Regions from separate parts of the Homo sapiens genome. Here region 2 is linked to region 1. The links are chromatin loops, found by intact Hi-C in ENCODE. Cell type or tissue: HepG2. All regions are shown on one strand. Links, peaks and the distances in the headings refer to the core of each region. The heading gives the core; the rest is flanking DNA. Region 1 overlaps PRKCE (protein kinase C epsilon). Region 2 overlaps PRKCE (protein kinase C epsilon).

Region 1 (5,378 bases), core at 208-5,207:
CTTCTGTCCCCACCAGTAGTTGTGTGTTTATCAAAAGCCACTTGTATTTGTTCTTATTGTAATAAATAATTGTAATGAAATCTTATTTAAACTGAGATGAGTGTGAAAAAAAGTTTCTATTAAGACTAAGTTGAATGTGACGGAAAAAGCCAAAGATAAATTTCCTATAAAATTACTGTTGGCCAGGCATGGTCACTCATGCCTGTAATCCCAGCACTTTGGGAGGCTGAGGCGAGCAGGTCACTTGAGGTCAGGAGTTTGAGACCAGCCTGGTCAACATAGTAAAACCCCATCTCTACTAAAAATACAAAAATTAGCCAGACGTGGTGGCACATGCCTGTAATTCCAGCTACTTGGGAGGCTGAGGCGGGAAAATCACTTGAAGCCACAAGGCGGAGGCTGCAGTGAGCCGAGATCACACCACTGCAATCCAGCCTGGGTGATAAAGCGAGACTCTGCCTCAAAAAAAAAAAAAATTACTGCTAAATTGTGTGAGAAAAATAATAAAGCTCTAAAAAGATTCCAAATTCACATTACTTCACAAGTATCTTTAATTTTTGCTCCACTAGAAAGAAACCACAATTGGGCTGGGCATGGTGGCTCACACTTATAATCTGAATACTTTGGGAGGTTGAGGCAGTAGGATTGCTTGAGCCCAGGAGTCAAGACCAGCGTGGGCAACATGGAGAGACCATGTCTCTACAAAAAAAAAAAAAAAATTTAAATTAGCCAGGCATGGTGGCATGTGCCTGTAGTCCCAGCTACTTGTGAGGCTGAGGCAGGAGCATTGCTTGATCGTGGGAGGTTGAGGCTGCAGTGAGCCATGATCATACTACTGCACTCCAGCCTGGGCAGCAAAGCGAGACACTCACTCTCTCTCTCACACACACACACACACACACACACATAGAAAATGGAAATGGAAATCATAGATAATGTTTGTCTGTAAGAGATGATGAGGGGGACCATACCTTAAAGAAATTGGCCTTCTGTTATTGGCAAGTGAGTACATATATTTGTTTTTCAATATTTTCAGTTTGAATATTGTTAGTTAAAATACTTAAAGTACATACATCTTTTCTTTGCATGATTCTCTGCTTTACTGACTTTTTATTAAACAAACATTCTGCCATTCACCAAAGATAAGTGGGGCAGAAGAAAATAAACCCCCTCCTCTCAGAGCCGGCCTCAAGCTAAGAACTTTTGAAGTACTGTTTTAGCTAAAAAATATTAATACTTTAAAATTTGCATACTATACCATGTTTATAAACAAAAGTGTTTTTCTTTTCCAAGGTCTTCATATAAAATTGCAGCTTAGGGTTGGGCACGGTGGCTCACGCCTATAATCCCAGCACTTTGGGAGGCCAAGGCAGGTGGATCACTTGAGGCCAGGAGTTCCAGACTAGCCTGTCCATCATGGTGAAACCCCATCTCTACTAAAAATACAAAAATCAGCTGGGCATTGTGACGTGCCGGTAATCCCAGCTATTCAGGATGCTGAGGCAGAAGAATTGCTTGAACCCAGGAGGCAGAGGTTGCAGTGAGCCAAGATCATGCCACCGCACTCCAGCCCACACGACAAAGTGAGACTGTCTCAAAAAAAAAAAAAAAAATCGCAGCTTAGCTGAATTCTTGATAGAAGGTGGTGACTTAGATGCCTTCTCTTCTGGTTTGTCTGCTGTGTCTGTGTGCACCTGGACCCATTGTGCTCTGGAAAGCAGGCACACTGGAGTCCTGGAGTGCAGGCTGGCTGGCGCCTTGCAGTGCCTGGTGATGGCTGGGGTTTGGTCCCTGGTCTGTCCCCTGGGGTTCCCATGTCTATTGGTGAGGCAGCAGTGTGTGCTCGTAGGAGACCCTCTGTCAAGAGGCTCTGTTAGGAGCCAGCCTGCTGCCCTGCCTTTGAGGCTGATCCTTCACCCTAGGAGGGCAGGCACTGAGGGCCAGCACTCTGGTCACGCCAAGGATGCTATGGCGACCCACTGAAGAATGAGCTATTACCCTGCCCACCCCTGCCTGCTGTGCCCCCAAGCACCCCTTGGGGGTTACTCACTTGCCTTCCTGGTATCAGGTTAAGAGGTTATTAGACCTTCCATTTATTCACTCAATTCTTTTCCCTGCTCTCCTGAGTAATAGCTCAGGAACCCGTGCCCCAGCCATGCTGGGAACATGCTTAGAAAGTAAGGGGAAACCTTTGGGCCAGCACCCACGTGGTTTTGAATCACTCAAGGACAATCTGCCTAAGTCACTGGCTTGGTGGCCGTGGGCCAAGCAAGGAGTCATCCAGTAGCGCCTCTGCCCTCACTGTCCTCCTCCTCCAGGTTTCTTTACCGAGAGGAAGCCAGCGGGAGGCCCGACATCCAAAACATTGACTAGTGTGCCCCCGTGTGGCTCTGGTGGAAGGGTTTGGAAAATGCAGCCAGGTTTTCCTAACCTTACCCACCAAGGCCGGAGGATGCCCTAAGGACAGCCTGCAGCCCCTGCAGCCCTCTTTTTGCGTAATCTTTGATTTTTCTTGTTATTATTTCTTAACAGTTAAGCGCCTTAAGGCCTCATTTAACTTGAGTTAAAGAAGTGTGATTTTGGAGGACCCAAAGATTTTCCACTGGTGTAGGGAATGTCTCCTCCCGGCTCTGAGAGACTTCCTCCAATCCACAACCTACCGCAGGTATGTGTTCTTATTAAAAGGGGCAGGGACAAAAGCTCTGCCTGTCCCTCTTGTACTTTCAGGCTATAATCAATCAGCAGGCACACCTGTTCAGACTGTGACATTGAATTTCCAGGATCAGAACCAGAGCCTGGTACAGACACAAGCCTTCCAGTACTTGTATTTTAAGTTCCATAGATGCTTGGACCTTTTGTGGGCTCCTGGGACAGTGATCATGAAAGAAGAGTGCTCCCAGGGGATGAGCAAGATGATCCCCTTTGGCTGGGAAGAAAAGATTCCATGTCCATCTGGTTTTTATTACTCCTCTAAAAATGTTCCCTTTATAGTTTTATAATTGTACTTAAATAAAAATAATTGCACTTAAATAAAAAAAAATTGGGGAGATTATAGCAGAAGCTGTTGGTGTCCCGGCCATAGCTGTGTCCCTTGGTCTGCCACAGAGGTCACTCCCAGAATACACTTAGGACTCCCTGTGTCTCCTTCTGAGGGTGACCTGAGCCACGATGTTATGGGATGGAGGCTAACACCTGGTAGGCCCCACATTTTTGACAATTTGGTTTTAAGAAAACTCATAGGTATGGCCACACGTGGTGGCTCACGCCTGTAATCCCAGCACTTTGGGAGGCTCAGGCGCGCGGATCACGAGGTCAGGAGATGAAGACCATCCTGGCTAATACGGTGAAACCCCATCTCCACTAAAAATACAAAAAAAAATTAGCCAGGCCTGGTGGCGGGCACCTGTAGTCCCAGCTACTCGGGAGGCTGAGGCAGGAAAATGGTGTGAACCCAGGAGGTGGAGCTTGTAGTGAGCCGAGATCATACCACTGCACTCCAGCCTGGGTGACAAAGTGAGACTCCGTCTCAAAGAAAAAAAAAAAGAAAGAAAACTTGTAGGTATATATCATCGTTCCAACAAAAGCTGCCATTATCGAACGCCTACTGTGTACCTGGTACTTGATAATGATTACATTCTGTCACTCCAACTCTGGAAGGTAGATATTATCCTCCCCCACCCCACTTTTCTTTAAAGAGGTGAGGAAACTGAGGCTCAGCAATGACTGTGGGGATCTGGGAGCAGACTGCAGGTCTTGCTGGACCCAAGGCCCATTCGCCCTCCTTGCTGCCATGCTGGCTTCTCTACAGTGAGAGTAGCCTTTACGTTACGCACCACTAATGTCACTCAGAGGGTCCCGACCCTTCCCCTTCGGCCTCTTCTTGTTCTCCTCCCTCTGTTCCTCTTGGATTCTCAGGAGCCAGTGTTAGCCCAGAAATGAAGAATTAAAGACTGTTCACACCCACATAGAACCATCTGCTCTCTTAGCCTCAGGGCAGGGCTGATGGGGGTGGTATTTAGTCTCTTGGAGGTGGTATTTAGCCCCTTGGAGAGGTGGTGCAAATATAGAAGCTGGTGTAGATGGCTTGGCTGGAGGGGGGCTATCTGGCAATTCAATGCATCTTGTGAGTTTTGGAGAACTAGGGTGACTATATCATTTATCCTCCAAGAAAGGACACAGTTGAGAATGATAAGTGACACTATACATAATTACTCTAAGAAAACAGGCAAAATCTAGGACTATCCTTAGTGACTTGGAACCTACATCCTCCCTACCCACTCTATAGATATCCCTGCATTTTCCACCTTGTGTCTGTGATTGACCTGTTGTGTCCCTTTCAACATTTCAGCGCCCACCCCTCAAACCCCCATCAAGCCTTGCAGCAGCTATTTATTCAGTTAGCAAACTTTTCCTGGCCTCCAATTTGCATTCTTTCCTAACTTATGGGTCCCTTCTCTTTTGCCTAGATGCTGCCTTTCCCTGGCTGTTTGACCATAAACTCATGGTATCATGCCTTATTCAGCAACTCTTAGAACAAAGTAAACAAATGTGCAAGTTTGCTTAAATTGAGAAAGCTTATATTTACAAAGTCGTGCCAGTTTTCTTTCTCACTCATCTACAGTTCTCTCAAACATTGGCCCTATTCCTGATGTATTAGATTGCAAACCCCTGAGGGCAGAGGCTGGGTGTTCTCACCCAGTTACACATGGTGGGCACCTCATTCGTAACTCTTTCTAGCACATTCAGCGCTCTGCCCTCTGGAGTCTTGCGGCTGAGTCAACACTCAGGAATCCAGCGCAGTAGGCTAATTCCACGCTGGCTCTGACCTCATCCAACCCTGCTGTCCCAGTGAAATCCAGCCCACAGCACCCTGCCAGGGTGGAGGAGGTGCCGGGCTATAAATCTCCCCGTTGTTTCTTCTCCCGGAAAATATAAAACCAAAACCAAACATTATACATTATGCCCTCACTCACAGAGTCACTTGGAGGCTTCAATAAGACAAGGGATATGGGTGTGTTTCGGGAAAGAAATTTGATACAAGTGCCAAGTGCTGTTATTGAAGACCTTAGGCATTTATTTTGGTAGCACCCCAATAGTGACAAGAGATGGGCTTGTCTAAAGCCAGCACTGCCACCTTCCCCTGTGTTCACCACTTCATTCCCTGATGTCTTACTGTCAGGCAGTTGGGCCTTGGAGCTGCCCTTCCTTCCGCATGTTGCTCTTTCATCATTTCATACCGTATTCTCCTGTAGAGTAGCATCTGGGCACCTTCCTTTGTCGAGGTTACTAAGACTTTCAAAGAGACATTTCAACCCCAAGTCACTAAGAGAAAATGTAATGCAGCAAGTGATTCCAATGGCAGTTAGTTAATGCACTTT
Region 2 (5,378 bases), core at 315-5,314, 210 kb before region 1:
TTGACCAAGCTTTTGTACAACATCTGTCATTCCACCCAGATGTTCTGCTGGCCATCATTTGCTCCCTGATGCCTTTAGTTTCTTGCCATTGCATTGGTTGGACTCTGCTTCTTGACTTCACATTGGGGCATGTGTTTTATTTTATTTTATTTTATTTTTAAGACGGAGTCTCGCTCTGTCACCCAGGCTAGAGTGCAGTGGTGCGATCTCGGCTCACTGTAACCGCTGGCTCCTGGGTTCAAGCGATTCTCCCGCTTCAGCCTCCTGAGTAGCTGGGATTACAGGTGCCCGCCACCACACCCAGCTAATTTTTGTATTTTTAGTAGAGACGGGGTTTCACCATGTTGGTCAGGCTGGTCTCAAACTCCTGACCTCGTGATCTGCCTGCCTCGGCCTCCCAAAGTGCTGAGATTACAGACGTGAGCCACCGGGCCCAGCCAGGGCATGTATTTTTACAGTAAACTCTGGGAAGCCAAGATGGAAAATAAAGCCCTTACTGGCTTAAACCAGGCTGAGGGAGATGGTCTCTTGAGTAAACACCATGCCTCGCTTTCTGTTTAAGCGTATCTTTTCTTTTCAAGCCTGCTCCTTCTGTGTAAGTGTATTTTTCAAAGTGTGACTCCACATCCTTTCAGAAAGTCCTTCGTATCCCATCAAGGGAGTAAGGTGATGGGTGAGAAGCTACTCTAAATAAATTAAGGGTAGTATCTGTTTTGGCTTCAAAGGGCAAAGGATCAAGGTTAGGGCAAGTAGAAATTTCTCCCTCTTGATTTTAAGTGAAATTTTTTATTTTTATTTTTATAAGACCCTAATTGCCTGCTTCATACCTAGAAGGCCAGAAACATTCCTGGATGTTGGACTAGCAAGCCAGAGAACAATCTAAGCAATGCCATTTCACTGGCCCCTTCTTCACCAGAACCCTTCCCCCAATAGTCCCATGCCCAAACACACGCACTCTTCACAGTATCCTCTTGTGCATGCTGCTTGCTTTGAGGGTGGTGCAAGTGCTATTGGGTGTCATTTTATATTACAGTTGTAATGCCCACGTGCCGCTGGAATCTTTGTATCTTAGTCACAGACTTCTAGAGTGTCTGAGCTGGAAGGAACCTTCATTCTCAGCCCCTTGTTTTACAGATGGGGAACTGAAAGCCCCCAGGTTGCCTGACTGTAAGTTGAGGTCTGTCTTCACCAGTTCATGGTTTGTTTTCAGTATCTGAGCAATAACAGCTGCTAATTATTGAGGCCCTGTGCTGAGTGCTTTTCATGCATCATGTCACTTATTTTTCATAACAACTGTATGAGGAAGGTATGACCATCATCTCTCCTTTAAGGTTAGAGAGGTTGAGTAATGTGTTTAGAGTTGGGTGTTGGAGCTGGGTGTTAGCAAAGATTTGAACTCAGTATACGGTGGCACTGGGGCACTGGCTCCTAACTGGTAGGCTGTGCTGCACTGTGTTTGCCAAGTGAGGCTGCCTCTATTCCCACTTCTTCCCTCACTTCCCATCGTCTTTCTTTTTCACTGCCCCACCAGGGATCTTGCTCTCAACTTGCCAAGGTAGGATTCCGACCATGGCTACCATGATGACTTGGAAGCCTGGACTCCAAAGGAAGGAGTTCCAAAGCCTTGATCAATGGAACAGAGGCATTGTCCTTGGGACCCGAAGGAGCTGATACCACGTCACTTATACCAGGATCCTTGCTGGTTAATTCACATAGGGCGGTGGAGGACACAGTGCAGTCTCTGTTTGCACTGGCTTATGGGAGACTGAGCAAGATAGAGTAGAGAGAAAGTAGATGAAAGGTGCCATGAAAGCCATCCTCAGCTCAAGCCTGTGTCTTCTTAGCAGGGGTCATTGCATCCTCTTTATTATCAAAGGGTGTGATCCTAATACGCTTATGAGACAGCCAGTGTAGATGTGATATCAAGCCAGCTCGGCCCTCCCTGGAGCCTCCATCATATGCATCTATGTGTCCCCCTTCATTACTTTCCGATTCCTTTTCCCCCTCCTACAGCAATAGCCTGAAGGATATTTTTAGGCCCCAGTGAGGCTGTGATCACTGACCCTTGGCTTCTGAAAATTTTTACACCGTTTTGAAGGGATGTGCATACTCAGGAATACAGCTATTTTTGAATCTGTACTAGAGATTCTAGGCTGTATCCTCCATGGGGGCTTATTTTTTAAGTTTGAGCAGAAAATATTCCAAGGGACATTGGTAGTGTAATGGATGATGAGCCTGTATGCTGATGCTGATTAGGCCAGAGTGGGTCCAGACTGCTCTGGCCATCCTTGACCGGAGGAAGAACTAGTACGTCCACCTTGCCTCAAGGGGAGCAGATCTGTCAATGGCTCAAAGCCTGGAGTGCAGTTCCTACTAGCTCCACCTGGAGTCTTAAAAGAGGAACAGATCAGCATGGAGGAGATCTTTGGGTCCTGGGCATTTTGCATTTTTTAAGGGTATAGAGTCATACTTTTATAGTTCAACAACATTGACAAGAATGGATGTTTTGAGTCCGTTGGTTAACCTTGGATTTGAAAAGAGGAAGAAAAACAGAAACCACACATTAGCAGGGCAGCACTGAGGTTACAGTCATGTTACCATAGACGCCAGGCTTGAAGAGCCGTTTGGGGACAACAGAGCACAACACTGGAAAAATAAATTTTTTAGAGACAGGGTTCCGCTCTGTCACCCAGACTTGAGTGCAGTGGTGCTCACTGTAACCTCAAGTTTTTGGGCTCAAACAACCCTCCCATCTCAGCCTCCTGGGTAGCTAGGATTACAGGTGTGGGCCACCATACCCAGCTAATTTTTTATTTTTTATTTTTGTAGAGATGGAGTCTTGCTGTGTTGCCCAGGCTGGTCTCAAACTCCTGGCCTCAAGTGATCCTCCTACCTTGGCCTCCCAAAGCTCTGGGATTACAACTGTGAGCCACCAGTTGTAATTTTTTTTTTTTTTTTTTTCCCGAGACAGAGTCTCACCCTGTTGCCCAGGCTCGAGTACAGTGGCACAATCTCGGCTCACTGCGACTTCTGCCTCCTGGGTTCAGGCAATTCTTGTGCCTCAGCCACCTTAGTAGGTGGGATTACAGGTGTGCACCACCACACCTGGCTAATTTTTGTATTTTTAGTACAGACAGGGTTTCACCCCATTGGCCAGGCTGGTCTCAAACTCCTGGCCTTAAGCTATCTACCCGCCTCAGCCTCCCAAAGTGCTAGGATTACAGGTGTGAGCTACCATGCCTGGCAAGCACAACATTTTTAATTTTCAAGAGCTACCAGTTTCTTTTCTGTCTCTGAAGAGACACTTCTCCCAAGGAAATTTCCATTAAAAAATTAATTTTGTGTGTCTGCCCGACAGATCATGGGAGACAGAGTGCTGTTATTTGTAAAACATTTTTAAAAATACATTTTTACCTTTATGGAGCAATGATATTCCTGGATTTATCTAAAAGGAAAATCTGACTGGTGTGGAAGAACAAGTGGAAGCTGTTAATGAAAATTTTGAAGTGAAGGAAATAGGAATGTGGGAATAGTGGGAGCCTGGGTGTTCTCTAACCAGGGAGAACTCTCAGGCAGAAAGTGGCTACTGTGGACAGTTTAGAGACTGGTGAGTTTAGGGCCTGTTGATTTCTGTTATTAGTTAGCATTGGCCTTTGTGTTTAGAGAGGAAGATGGTTATTACAGCTAGTGTCAGGAGAGCAAGGGGTGTCTTAATGGAGTTATGCACAGTTTTTGCCTATGACAACTCAGCCTCTTGGGCTCAGAGCATTCACTTAGACAGAGCAGCTCCATTCCTTGTGGTTTTCTGGTCAGTATTTTAGGACCATCAGTTCTGTGGCTCATGCAGGTGTGATGTATAAATGTCTGGCCTGGGAGAGATGCCAAAAAAGAAGTGGGGAGATGGAGTAAAAATCATTTGTCTGGAGGTTTTTCATTTACTGAGTCTCTTCAGGAAACTGGGAGAAGTTGAGTTTCCTTCCTTAATTCTCAAGTTCATTTTAGACATGAGAGAAAGAGACTCAGAGACATTAAGTGTCTTGGATTTTGTAGTTACTAATGGGGAAACCTAAGCCTGAAAACCAAGAATTTTCTGAATTCCTGGAATTTTTTTTTTTTTTTTTTTTTTTTGAGGCAGGGTCTCACTCTGTTGCCCAGGAAGAAGTGCAGTGGTGCAAACATTGCTCCCTGCAGACTTGACCTCCTAGGCTCAAGTGATGCTCCTACCTCAGCCTCCCAAGTAGCTGGGACCATGGGTGTGTGCCACCACACCTGGCTAGAATTTTTTGTAGAGACAAGGTCTCACCGTGTTACCCAGGCTGGTCTTGAACTCCTGGGCTCAAGGTATCCTCCCAAAGTGCTAGGTTTACAGACATGAACCAGTGTACCTGGCCAATTCCTGGAGCTTTTTACTGCTACAGACTGCCATGTGATTCAAATTAGGCTTTCAGAATGACCTCCTACTCCACAGAACTCCATTTTCACTGTCAGCCACAGTCCTAGAAATTCCACCCTTAGAAAGTCTTTCCTGTAAGTTAAACCTTGTTATGAGTAGTTAAAATACAGATGTCCTAGAGAAGGGCCATACCATCTTATCAGTCATGTGAACCTCAGTATAAATGAAATTTATGAGAGCTTTTTTTTGGAACAGACTGTCATTGGAGAGGGAGGAAAGAATATGGGGGCCCTGGACATCCTAGGGCAGGCAAAGGGCTCCATGTCGGGAGGCTAGGGACAGACATGTCTCAGGGACTCAGGTTTTTCTATAGGTGAGCCCTGAATGCCATTTTAAGTACATTCTACCCAGGTTGTTAGTGTTAAAATATTTGGATATGTTGAGGTTCTTCATATGTTAGTATCAACTCACAGGGCAGATTTATGTTTCAGAGTACCTATCATATAACCAGGAGCTTACTAAATAATGAAATACAGTATTATTGGTCATTACCTGTATTAAATAGGTTTATTCATCCATTGATATCCACCTTTTTGAAAAAAGGTTTGAAGTCAGTCTATAATATATATTATATGTTTTACTTATAGCTTACTTTGGGCAGTAGTAGTAGTGGTAACAATAATCATTATAATATCTTAGATGCTGCTTCCTCCAGGAAGTCTTCCCGGATCCTCCAAATCCAGCTACACATAGCTTTCTATGTGCATCTGTAGTGTGTTGCCTGCACCTTCCTCAGCCAGCACCTAACACACTATTTGGTATTTTCCTATTTGTTTATCTGTCTCTTTCACTATCTTTCTCAAATAAGATTCCTCATCTGACCACAGAACAACAACAACAACAAAAAACCGACATGAGTGAACTGTTTTCTGAGTTCTCCTAAAGATGGTACATGATTGGTAATTTTAGATAAACAGGAGAGAAG

The links. Peaks named below come from ENCODE experiments on the same cell type or tissue, not always from the same donor. Only the 100,000 strongest peaks of a DNase experiment are listed, where the experiment ranks them.
Region 2: a loop joins it to region 1, with 15 times the contacts of the local background. A loop is called at or near these places in 3 of 110 quality-filtered maps.

Annotation. Positions count from the first base shown.
Region 1 is chr2:45,934,187-45,939,564 of GRCh38, forward strand. The region is part of intron 2 of PRKCE (protein kinase C epsilon); the gene reads left to right. Among named protein-coding and RNA genes, the nearest start is that of PRKCE-AS1, 260 kb to the left of the region's middle. RefSeq lists an enhancer at 1,975-2,284. In HepG2, for the core only: a CTCF peak has its summit at 2,381 (motif pointing left); DNase peaks (open chromatin) are centred at 2,335 and 4,795.
Region 2 is chr2:45,727,514-45,732,891 of GRCh38, forward strand. All of the region lies in intron 1 of PRKCE (protein kinase C epsilon), which reads left to right. Among named protein-coding and RNA genes, the nearest start is that of PRKCE-AS1, 55 kb to the left of the region's middle. RefSeq lists enhancers at 2,224-2,303, 2,684-2,823, 5,284-5,378. In HepG2, for the core only: a CTCF peak has its summit at 2,377 (motif pointing left); a DNase peak (open chromatin) is centred at 2,368.